3 separate regions of the Homo sapiens genome follow, and all the other regions are linked to region 2. Evidence: chromatin contacts called from ENCODE Hi-C or POLR2A ChIA-PET data. All regions are on one chromosome and are shown on one strand. Each heading gives the region's core, a stretch centred on a gene start or an enhancer-like site at or near the end of the contact. The rest is flanking DNA. Distances are from core to core; before and after follow the strand shown. Region 1 overlaps TAF12 (TATA-box binding protein associated factor 12). Region 2 overlaps PHACTR4 (phosphatase and actin regulator 4). Region 3 holds the start of ATP5IF1 (ATP synthase inhibitory factor subunit 1).

Region 1 (3,517 bases), core at 799-3,298, 150 kb before region 2:
AGCTTAGCAGGCACAACTGGGCAGTCCTGGTTGAGTGCCCCTGCTTCGCCATAGCCTGGTATCTCTGGAGCCGGTGTTTGTAAAGCTCACGAAGCAAGCCCTAAAGGGAAGCCACCAGTTTCCTGAATGGAAAGATTGCACTGTTCAGAAGAGAGTCCCTGCAAACAATGGACTGTCACTTTGTGCTCCCAAGTTAACCATTTTCAGCCCTATTTATTTAGTCGACAAATGCCATAATATTGGTATTTGGTCAAAAAGAATGAACAAAGTAAGTTGTTAATTTGGCTAGTAGCTAGTAATAGTAAAAGAATTCAGATCATGAAACCTATGATCTGAGTGTTTCCATGATGGACTGTGGTAGAAGTTGTTAGTCTTCAGTTTCCCTTCAATGCAGGTCATGAGATGTGAAATGTCAGCTCCCTTTGTGTGTGGCAACACTTTGAAATTGAGGCCCCTTCCCTATTGTGTCCATCATTGGAGAAAAGATTGGGGTCAGGGGACCCCAGAAAACACATGCTTGGCCAGGCGCAGTGGCTCATGCCTGTAATCCTAGCACTTTGGGAGGCCGAGCCTGGTGGATCACTTGAGGTTAGGAGTTTGACACCAGCCCGGCCAATGTAGTGAAACCCTGTCTCTACTAAAAATACAAAAATTAGCCAGGCGTGGTGGCACGTGCCTGTAATCCCAGCTACTGGGGAGGCTGAGGCAGGAGAATCACTTGAACTTGGGAGGCAGAGGTTGCAGTGAGCCGAAATCATGCCACTGCACTCCAGCCTGGGCAACAGAGCGAGATTCCATCTCAAAAAAAAAAAAAAGAAAGAAAGAAAACACATGCTTTGCCAGCTTATTCTCTAAGTCACCAAAACTCAAGAGCTGTCACTTTCTCCTGCTTTTAACTTTTTTGCCATTCTGCTAGCCTAGAGCAGTTTGGTGGATGAAATGGGTCCACTAGCCCATCTAAACATCTCTTGGGGCCTTGCAGACTGCTCTCTGGTTAAAAGGAATCTACTGAGATGCCTTGTGACTGCAGGTCTCTGAGGGCTGCGGCCTACAGTGTAGACCATGAGGCCTGCTAGCCACACAGAATGTTCCAGAAAGCTCCTGACTCCAGCTGCTGCTGTATAACTGCTTATTTGTCTCTCCTTTCAGAGAATGGCATTGATCCGGAAAACAACCAAGAAATAACACACGGAAAGGTCAGGGAATGGACAGCAATGTATTTGGAGATACTTGAGCTGAGAACTCAGCCATCTCATCCTTGGATTTTTTTTTTTAATGCTTTACAGAGAAGCATATATTTTTTATTAACAGTGCAGCAATATCTATAATGACTGAGAGGATCTGCCAAAAGAATAAAGCCTCCTACCCCAACTTCCGGTCCCTTTTCCCTGCCATCTCAAAGAGGAGCAATGTATCTTCCAGAGAAGATTTTATTTGTGGTTTATTATATAAGTGACTGAATATGGGACAAAGCATTATGGTCTTTTTGGGTAAGACAGTATTAGCAGGATTTGTAAAGGGTTTTGTTTCCTTCTCCCTTCCCCTTTTCCCTGTACTTTGTAATGTCAGTGTTTATATGAATATGACTTTCATTTGCTTTTCCAGAATAAAGAAGTTATTAATCGAAAGACAGGGTACCTTTGAAATCCCAGAGGGAGTCAGGACAAGCAAGCCTGGATTGTAGCTCTCTAGTCAGCAGGTGGCAGCATCGTTATTCATTTTGGTGTTTGAGAAAAACTCAGGGATTTTCCATCATTTTACCCCAAGGGAGGCCATAACATCAGCAGGAGTTTGAGTCCAGCTTCTCGGCCATAAGAATTGAGTAGGGTGACCTTCTCTCACGGCCCTCAACTGAAGAGGCATCCTTGTTTTGGCAATGTTATATGCCTAAAAACCCTTTTTGGTTTTTTTTGTTTTTTTTTAATTTTTTTTTTTTTGAGACGGAGTCTAGCTCTGTCACCCAGGCTAGAGTGCAGTGATGTGATCTTGGCTCACTGCCACCTCAGCCTCCCAGGTTTAAGCGATTCTCCTGCCTCAGATTCCCAAGTAACTGGGGTTACAGGCGCCTGCCGCCACACCGAGATAATTTTTGTATTTTTAGTGGAGATGGGGTTTTCACTGTGTTGGTCAGACAGGTCTCGCACTCCCAAAGTGCTGAGATTACAAGCGTGAGCCACCGCGCCCGGCCTAAAAACCCTTTTTGACCTGCTCTTCTGGAACTCCTGGAGAAAGCTGTGTTTGTCCCTGTCCCTGAGAAAGGATGGGAGTAGGCCCCTGTCCTCAGGATAGGCATGTCTGTGCAGGTGCCCATCTCTTCTTAGTTGCTGTTATCTTTGATCCTGGTGTTTTCACCATCATGCAGAAGAAACCAGGCGCCTTCCAGACCTCTGGGTCATGTCCTTCAGTGGCACCTAGCATCATCCTGTCCTGGGCCCAGCATGGCCCTTGTGGATTGTGAGAGTTCTGTGGGCTCTAGGGAGGATGGCTGTCCTACCCAAGGGTCACTAGCACAGGCACAGCCACCTTGATTTGCTTTGGTCCTCTGCGTCCTGAAGCTTGGCCCAGGATGAGACCCTGCATTTCAAAATTCCCTCCCACCCTGAGTTAGATCCCATGTCCCCCCCACTTCACAGTCTCACAGATACACTGAGTGAGCTCCTCAGAGGCTGTGCTAATGTTACTGTTGCTCTTGGCTGAAGTTTCAATGCCCCAAAGAGGCAGCCAGCTTCTTTCCCTGTGGTGTCACCCAGTGCTCACCAACAGGTCACTCTTGTGGCCAACCATCAGGACGAGGATGCTGAAGGGTTTCACTTTCCCCAGAACCTCCTGATGCCAGTGGTGACACTCATAAAGGATATTCTGTTGGTGATACCAAACACCAAGGGGCCTCCAGCTGGGTTTCAGTAGTACGATGAGTCACTGACCTTGGCAGCCAAGGAATCTAGAATTAGTTTTGAGATCTCCACTAAGACAGAAGGGAACACAGGAATCGGGGAAGTTTAATGGAAAGAGCTGAGGTAGAATCAAAAGACCCCAGTTCTTGATTTGCAGTGTGACAAGTAAGTGGCGTCATCTATCTCAGTCTTGTCCTATCTGCATATTGAGGGACTTGTTCATTCACTCAGCAAGTATTTATAATCCCATGCCTGTCCTAAGCAGAGGGATACAATGATGAATAAAAACAGACCCAGGTGACCGGGCGCAGTGGCTCAAGCCTGTAATCTCAGCACTCTGGGAGGCCAAGGCAGGTGGATCACTTGAGGTCAGGAGTTCAAGATCAGCCTGGCCAACATGGCGAAACCGTCTCTACTAAAAATATAAAAAATTAGCCAGGCAGCTGAGGCAGGAGAATTGCTTGAACCTGGGAGGCGGAGGTTGTAGTGAGCCGAGATTGCACCACTGCACTCCAGACTGGGCGACAGAGGGAGACTCCATCTAAAAAAAAAAAAAGAGAGAGAGAGAGAGTCTCACTCTATCACCCAGGCTGGAATGAATGAAGTGATGCGATCTCGGCTCT
Region 2 (3,726 bases), core at 542-3,041:
AGTGGGGATCACTTGAGCCCAGGAGTTTAAGATCAGCTTGAGCAACATAGGGAGACCCTGCCTCTACAAAAAAAAAAAATTAGCCAAGTGTGGTGCTTGCCTATAGTCTTAGCTACTTGGGAGGCTGGGGCAGGAGGATCCTTTGATCTGAGGAGGTTGAGGCTGTAGTGAGCTGTGATTGTGCCACTGCACTCCAGCCTGGGCAACAAGTGAGACCCTGTCTCAAAGAAAAAAATTAATGCATAAGTGCTTCATAGCAGTGGCTGATTAGATCTAATTAAGCCATTTATCTCTAAAACTGCTACAATAACACTGGGCAGGGCACAGTGATGCGCACCTGTTGTCCTAGTTACTCAGGAGGCTGAGGCAGGAAGATTGCTTGAGTCTAGGAGTTGAGGCTGTATTGTGATATGTATCATTGCACCTGTGAATAGCCACTGCACTCCAGCCTGGGCAACACAGCAATACCCTGTATCTAAAATTAAAAAAAAAAAAAATCCTGCTACAATAGTTCAAGCTTCAAGCTTCTTAGTATGAATTTCTGTTTGACAGGAGGATTCAATTGCAATGCTTAGAAACTGTAATAGAAACAAAGAGAAACTGACAGATGAATACATTACAGAACAAAGAGTAGGCTGGATGCAGTGGCTCACGCCTGTAATCCCAGCACATTGGAAGGCCAGGTGGGTGGATTGCTTAAACCCAGGAGTTCAAGACCAGCCTGGGCAACATACTGAGACATCATCTTTACAAAAATACAAAAATTAGGCTGGGTGCGGTGGCTCGTGCCTATAATCCTAGCATTTTGGGAGGCCGAGGTGGGCGGGTCACTTGAGGTCAGGAGTTGGAGACCAGCATGGCCAACATGAAACCCTGTTTCTACTAAAAATACAAAAAAAAAAAAAAAAAAAAGCTGGGTGTGGTGGTACATGCCTGTAGTTCCAGCTACTGGGGAGGCTGAGGCATGAGAATCTCTTGAACCCGGGAGGCAGAGGCTGCAGTGAGCTGAGACAACTCCACTGCACTCCAGCATGGGCCACAGAGCAAGACTCCCTCTCAAAAACAAAACAAAACGAAAACCACACACACACACACAACAATTGGCTGGGCGTGGTGGCATGCACCTGCAGTCCCAGATACTCGGTAGGCTAAGGCGAGGGAACTGCTTAAGCTCAGGTGGTTGAGGTTGCAGTGAGCTGTGATCATACCACTGTACTACAACCTGGGTGACAGAGGGAGAACCTGCCTCAAAACAAACAAACAAACAACCAAAAAAAACAAAAACAAAAAATATACTCAGGTATCCAGAAATCATCACTGTTTTTTAAAAAATTATATAAGTACACCCAAATTTGTTTTATACTAATAAAGGACTAAGAAAGATGGGCCTGAAACTGTTCATACGCCAATTCTGCACATAAATCTTTGTTCTCAGCATCTGATTTTATAAAATGCTCCCTCTAATTTCCAATTTGACAGAGAACATATAGGCATGCAGTCACATTTGGATAGACTGTTGTTTCTGTTTAAACTAGTTATGGCATTTTAAATGGCCTATGGCCCCATTCTGTTTTCTATGAGTGAAAAAAAAAAAAAAAGGTAGTTTTCCTTTGTTTGCCAGAAATCAGGGTGTAGGATGCTGGGTATAGTTTTACAATTGTGTGTTCCAAAGAAAACACCTTTTTCTTTGAGTCATGTAGCTACAGGCCATTAGGAAAGCACGTCACAGAGTTGACAGTCTTGGTGTTTTTTGGAGGGGGTGGAGGCTGGGAGTGGAAGATAACTAACCAAATTACAGTTTGGAGTTTCCTGTTTGAGTAGTACCCTGAAACCAGGCCTGGTATTTAAACTACTTACTCCCTCATTCAAGTTGTAGCACCTCACATATCATAGGCTTGTTTCTTACATCATTAATTATGCAGAGTTCTAGTAGTTTCTTCAACCACCATATTTTTCCTAGTAAATATTTAATTGAAGTTTTTAAGTGCAAGTGTAGTTGTTTCATATGAATTTCAGGGGTGATTTTTTTTTTTTTTATACAGAGTGTCACTCTGTCACCCTGGCTGGAGGGCAATGGCACGATCTCAGCTCACTGCAACCCCTGCCTCCTGGGTTCAAGGGATTCTCCTGTCTCAGCCTCCCAAGTAGCTGGGATTACAGGTGCCCACCACCACGCCTGGCTAACTTTTGTATTTTTAGTAGAGACAGGGTTTCACCATGTTGGCCAGGCTGGTCTCAAACTCCTGACCTCAGGTGATCCACCCACTTTGGCCTCCCAAAGTGCTGGGATTACAGGTGTGAGCCACAGCACTGGGCCATTGGCTGTGATTTTTAAATAAATGTATGATATTTATAAAAACCACTTAGCACCTTTCATCTTCGGATAAAGTATTCATTAACTATTTGCTATAGATACATATTATACCTGCATAACTTGATGGAGATATGAGATAAAACAGGATTAAACAATATGCCCTAGGTCAAAGATAATGTTAATTTTAGAATTAGATTTACAACCAATTATTTATTTTATTATACATATATATTTTTATTTTTTAGATATGGGGTATGTTACCCAGGCTAGAGTACAGTGGCTATTAATGGGCGCGATCATGGCACAGTGCAGCCTCAAACTCCTGGTCTCAAGCAATCCTGCTGCTTCAGCCTCTCAAGTCACTGGGGCTCTAGGGGTGCACCACTGCACCTGGCACAGCCAGTTGTTGTTGTTGTTGTTGTTTTGTTTTGAGACAGTGTCTCACTCTTTCACCCAGCTTGGAATACAATGGCATGATCATAACTCACTGCAACCTTGGACTCCTGGGCTCAAGCAATCTTCCTGCCTCAGCCTCTGAGAAGATAGAACTACAGGTGCAGACCACCTTATCTGGCTAATTTTTTTAGTAGAGATCAGGTTTCGCTATGTTGCCCAGGCTGGTCTCGAACTCCTGGTCTCAAGCAATCCTCCTGCCTCAGCCTCTCAAAGTGTGTGAGCTACCATGCCTTGTCCCCCCACCCCCGCCCCCCGCTTTACTTGACTTGGTAATAAGTAACAAAGTTATTGGATCTGTATGAACTCTCTGTATGTTTTACACCTTATCAGGTTTTTTTTTTTTTTTTTTTTTTTTGAGATGGAGTCTCGCTCTGTCGCCCAGGCTGGAGTGCAGTGGCACGATCTCGGCTCACTGCAAGCTCCACCTCCCGGGTTCACGCCATTCTCCTGCCTCAGCCTCCCAAGTAGCTGGGACTACAGGCGCCCACCACCATGCCCAGCTAATTTTTTTTTTTTTTTTTTTTTTTAAGTAGAGATGGGATTTCACTGTGTTAGCCAGGATGGTCTCGATCTCCTGACCTCATGATCCGCCCTCCTCGGCCTCCCACAGTGCTGGGATTACAGGCATAAGACACAGCGCCCGGCCACCTTATCAGGTTTCCTTTCCTTTCCTTTCCTTTCCTTTCCTTTTTCCTTTCCCCTTTCCTTTCCTTTCTTTTCTTTTCTTTTTTTTTGAAACAAAGTCTTGCTCTGTCACCCAGGCTGGAGTGCAATGGTGTGATCACCTGAGGTCAGGAGTTCCAGCCAGCCTGGCCAACAGTGATCTATCCGCTTCGACCTCCCAAAGTGCTAGGATTACAGGCATGAGCCACCGTGCCCAGCCTATTTGTCCAAAATTTTAATGTATGATTTTATTCAACAAGGTATACATACTTCACTGTGAAGAAGTACCAAAT
Region 3 (3,651 bases), core at 1,109-3,608, 210 kb after region 2:
AGGCTGGTCTTGAACTCCTGACCTCAGGTGATCCACCCACCTTGGCCTTCCAAAGTGCTGGGATTACAGGCATGAGCCACCGCACCTGGCCTAATTGTATCTTTTGAAGCAATGACTCCTTCGGATCTCCAGGATCCTCCTGATCTTTATGCTTCAGATTGGGATTTATCCTTCAGGAAGCTTTCTCTGAACACCTCTAATTAGACGGGGAGGGGTACTTTGTCTGTGTCACACCTATCCCCCCAACTCGTGTTGTTTCATAGCACTTATCACACTGTGCATTGTCTGTGGGTTCCTGGATGCAGGGACGCCTCTAATCCATTTTAGCAGTCCATTGGTGTCTGTCTATCTCTTCCAGATAGAAGAAGGCATCAAACACAGTTCACTGATGACAATTTATTATAATCTGTTAGTAGCACACAGACAAATATTAGTTAAACCAGAACCATGTCTACACAGAAGTGGGCAATGACATGTGCCATTCTATGGCACACGGTGTGCACTTAATCATCATGTTTTAGCATTTTGATCTTCTGCTTATGGCGCTCAATTTCTTTCTGCAGACGCTCAATCTCCTTCTTATGATGAACGATTTCTTCTTCATGGTGTTTTTTCAAAGCTGCCAGTTGTTCTCTACTCTGTGCTCTACAAGGACACGGTGGCTCAGGGTTTAATTTCAATCCTTCACCCCAAAGAGATCTCAAAGCATAACCTGTAATGTCTAAGCAAGGAATAGGAGTTCCAATTCCATGGGAGTCTAGCTGGTCATCCTCTTCTACTCCTCAACTAGTGAAAGAATACCCCATCTTAAATTGAGGTGTAGCCATCTTAAGAAGACCAAAGAGCTTATTGCTTTCAGATTCCTCTTTAAAATAGAAAACTCCAGAGAGATGTGACACAAGTCCCTAATACCTTATGAGGGGAACAACCCAGGGAACTTGACTCCCCTTTAGGGAAAAAAAAAGGAACAAAATGAGGAAGACAGACAAAGGGGTGTAGCTAAAAGGCAAATATCCATTTCCTATTCCAATCTGTCTAGAGCTTTCTTTGCCTATAGAAATGAATGGCCCACTGTAAGGCCAATAAAGGGTCTCTTGCATGCGCAGTACTTGGCAGTTCAATTTAGGTTCCAAGAAGGGACTGGATTACAATGTTGGTTTGGTCACATTTAGGCCTCAGTTTTCCTTAACTACAAAATGTAGGGGCTCAATTAGATAGTCTCTAACGGCTGTACCTTGGCTCTCTATACGGTATGGCAGGTGTCATGGTGATAATTCTCAACAGAAGGCAGAAGTGAAAGGCCAAAGGACAAGCAAAAGCAAGATTAATTCCTCACTGCTCTCCAGAGTGGACAGAAGTCAGTTAAAGATAACTCAAGGCTGGCAAAGGGAGGCCCAGCCCACTCCATACTCCTAAGCAGGAGAGGGAAATCTACAGGTCTAGGTTGGGCTGAGTAGGGCAAAAGCCTTTAGAAGATGGTGTCCAACCATAAGTAGCTCCCATGACCAGCTCCCATCATCCTCACTCTTGCGGAGTCGGGGGTCTAGAAACACCTGAGAAGCCTGAATGCATGCAGGCTTGCAAAGCTAAGGCGTGCTGGCGAGGAAGGAGAGCGTAGAGGGGGTGACAGGTGGGTAAGGGCCGAGGGAGTCAGGCTGGGAGGCAAACGTTGGGCGGTCGGATCTAGACACTGTGCGAAGAATCTGGGGGTGTTTCGCACGACCTGAGGAGAACTCCACGCGGGAGATGGTAATGATAAAGGAGGAGTTGAGCCGTGGGTTGTTTTGGAGACCCGCCGGTGGAAACGGTTTGGGGGCCTGAAACTGTTGTGCAGGTAACTGGGAGTGCCCTATACGTGGCAACGGTCGGGACATCAAGGGTTAGGGTATACTGGATTGGGGCCCGGGAGTTCTGTTGGGGGATGGGGCGCCCAAGGCACCAGGTAGGAACGGGTGGGGCGATTGGCAGTTTAAGGATTGGAAGGCCATTGGGAGATCCAGGGCTGGACTTGGGACCCGGTGAGCCTCACCGGAAATATCGTTCCTCTTCAGCCTGCTCTCTCTTTCCGAAGGCCCCACCGGCTTCCCGGATGGAGCCCGCGCCCCGGTCGACATTCTCGGACTGCAGAGAGACAGGGACACTGGTAAAGGTACGGAAGCAAAGATGGGATCCGCCCGCGGGGCTGGAGCAGCGGACACTGCCGCAGCGTACCTGATCCGAGCCGAAGCCTCGGGCTTGCATGGTCCTCACGCCCCACACGCCAAGCCACGTCCGCGCCGCCAACGCCGTCACTGCCATTGCTGCTGGAGCTGCACCTCTGGCGTCTCTGCCGCAGCAAGCAGTCTCTCGTTACGCGCTAATGGCAGGGACGGCCAAGCACCCAATCTGGTCGACGGAGGGGCGGATGAACACAGGAGTAGCGAATCACGGGAGAGCGGAGGCGGGCTTCCCGGAGCTCACAGCGAATCCCGAGCAAGAGACGGGTTTCTTCTTAGCCAACCGCTAGCAAGGGCTTAGGGCCAAAGGACTGGAAAGAGGAATGATGGAGGAGTTTAGAGAGCTGAGTGAGGAGAGTGCCAGAAGCCGAAATTTCGGCTCTTGGACCCATCAGAATGAGGCGTGGCGTCCACCTCCAGCCCACGATTTCAATTCTAAAGTCGTTATTATTCAAAGCCCAAAGGAAGTTTTCCCTTCCCTGGCCTGCTAGCATCAATAAAATGGGGGAATTCGGGGTTTGGGAGCTGTGTCCAGGATGCTGATGTCCAGGATACCGACGTCCAATGTGCCCTGGCTTAGATATACATAAATCGCGTTCATTTGTTATGAGAAGTGTCAGTGTTCTGGCTGGGCGCGGTGGCTCACGCCTGTAATCCCAACACTTTGGGAGGCCGAAGTGGGTGGATCACCTGAGGTCCGGAGTTCGAGACCAGCCTGGCCAACATGGGGAAACCCCGTCTCTACTAAAAATACAAAAATCAGCCGGGTGCGGTGGCACGCGACTGTAATCGCAGCTACTCAGGAGGCTGAGACAGGAGAATTGGCTTGAACCCGGGAGGCGGAGGTTGCAGTGAGCCGAGATTGCGCAACTGCACTCCAGCCTGGTGACAAAGCGAGACTCCGTCTCAAAACAAAAAAAAAAAAAAGAAAACCCAAATTATAACTTGACCACCTCAGGCACAGTTTCCTAGGACCTCTTGAGGCTGTGTTTCCCCAAGCTATGGTCACTCATCTTGGCTCAGAATAAACCTTTTAAAAATATTTTAGTTTGTTTTTTTCGTTAGCAACATATTGTTGAATGGGCTTAATAACTGCACTTTTGGCAATGTGGTGCAATGCAGTAGAAAAGAGCAGGCCAGGCGCGGTGGCTCACACCTGTAATCCCAGCACTTTGGGAGGCCGAGGCGGGCAGATCACCTGAGGTTGGGAATTCGAGACCAGCTTGACCAACATGGAGAAACCCCATCTCTACTAAAAAAAAAATATGAAAAATTAGCTGGGCATGGTGGCGCATATCTGTAATCCCAGCTACTCGGGAGGCTGAGGCAGGAGAATCGCTTGAACCTGAGAGGCAGGGGGTGCAGTGAGCTGAGATCACGCCATTGCACTCCAGCCTGGTCAACAAGAGAGAAACTGTCTCAAAAATAAATAAAT

The links. A loop is a pair of places that touch in the nucleus more often than their neighbours do. ChIA-PET counts read pairs that join two places held with the same protein, here RNA polymerase II (POLR2A). Pooled maps may share reads with other maps.
Region 1: a loop to region 2 is called in a pooled map, with 2.3 times the contacts of the local background. The contact joins two enhancer-like sites. A Hi-C loop is called at or near these places in 1 of 50 pooled maps. POLR2A ChIA-PET finds 5 or more read pairs at or near these places in 6 of 52 experiments (AG04450, GM12878, HEK293 and 3 more).
Region 3: a loop to region 2 is called in a pooled map, with 2.4 times the contacts of the local background. The contact joins the promoter of ATP5IF1 here to the enhancer-like site in region 2. A Hi-C loop is called at or near these places in 1 of 168 maps with a recorded cell type or tissue (naive thymus-derived CD4-positive, alpha-beta T cell) and 9 of 50 pooled maps. POLR2A ChIA-PET finds 5 or more read pairs at or near these places in 7 of 52 experiments (HEK293, MCF 10A, PC-9 and 4 more).

Annotation. Positions count from the first base shown.
Region 1 is chr1:28,601,207-28,604,723 of GRCh38, reverse strand. It overlaps TAF12 (TATA-box binding protein associated factor 12), which reads left to right. Exons shown (of 6, transcript NM_005644.4): 6 at 1,150-1,874. The coding sequence ends at 1,185. Among named protein-coding and RNA genes, the nearest start is that of RAB42, 11 kb to the right of the region's middle. RefSeq lists an enhancer at 1,785-2,285. Within about 2 kb of position 2,048, at least 6 of the 41 ENCODE cell types and tissues checked have a DNase peak (open chromatin) inside an H3K27ac peak, as active enhancers do; they include PC-9, where a contact is called at or near this core.
Region 2 is chr1:28,448,161-28,451,886 of GRCh38, reverse strand. All of the region lies in intron 2 of PHACTR4 (phosphatase and actin regulator 4), which reads right to left. Among named protein-coding and RNA genes, the nearest start is that of SNHG3, 56 kb to the left of the region's middle. RefSeq lists a silencer at 1,065-1,114. Within about 2 kb of position 1,791, at least 5 of the 41 ENCODE cell types and tissues checked have a DNase peak (open chromatin) inside an H3K27ac peak, as active enhancers do; they include PC-9, where a contact is called at or near this core.
Region 3 is chr1:28,234,831-28,238,481 of GRCh38, reverse strand. It overlaps ATP5IF1 (ATP synthase inhibitory factor subunit 1), which reads right to left and starts at 2,358. Exons shown (of 3, transcript NM_016311.5): 1 at 2,212-2,358; 2 at 2,030-2,121; 3 at 382-645. The coding sequence starts at 2,298. The coding sequence ends at 504. RefSeq lists enhancers at 2,100-2,159, 2,953-3,459 and a silencer at 2,896-3,120.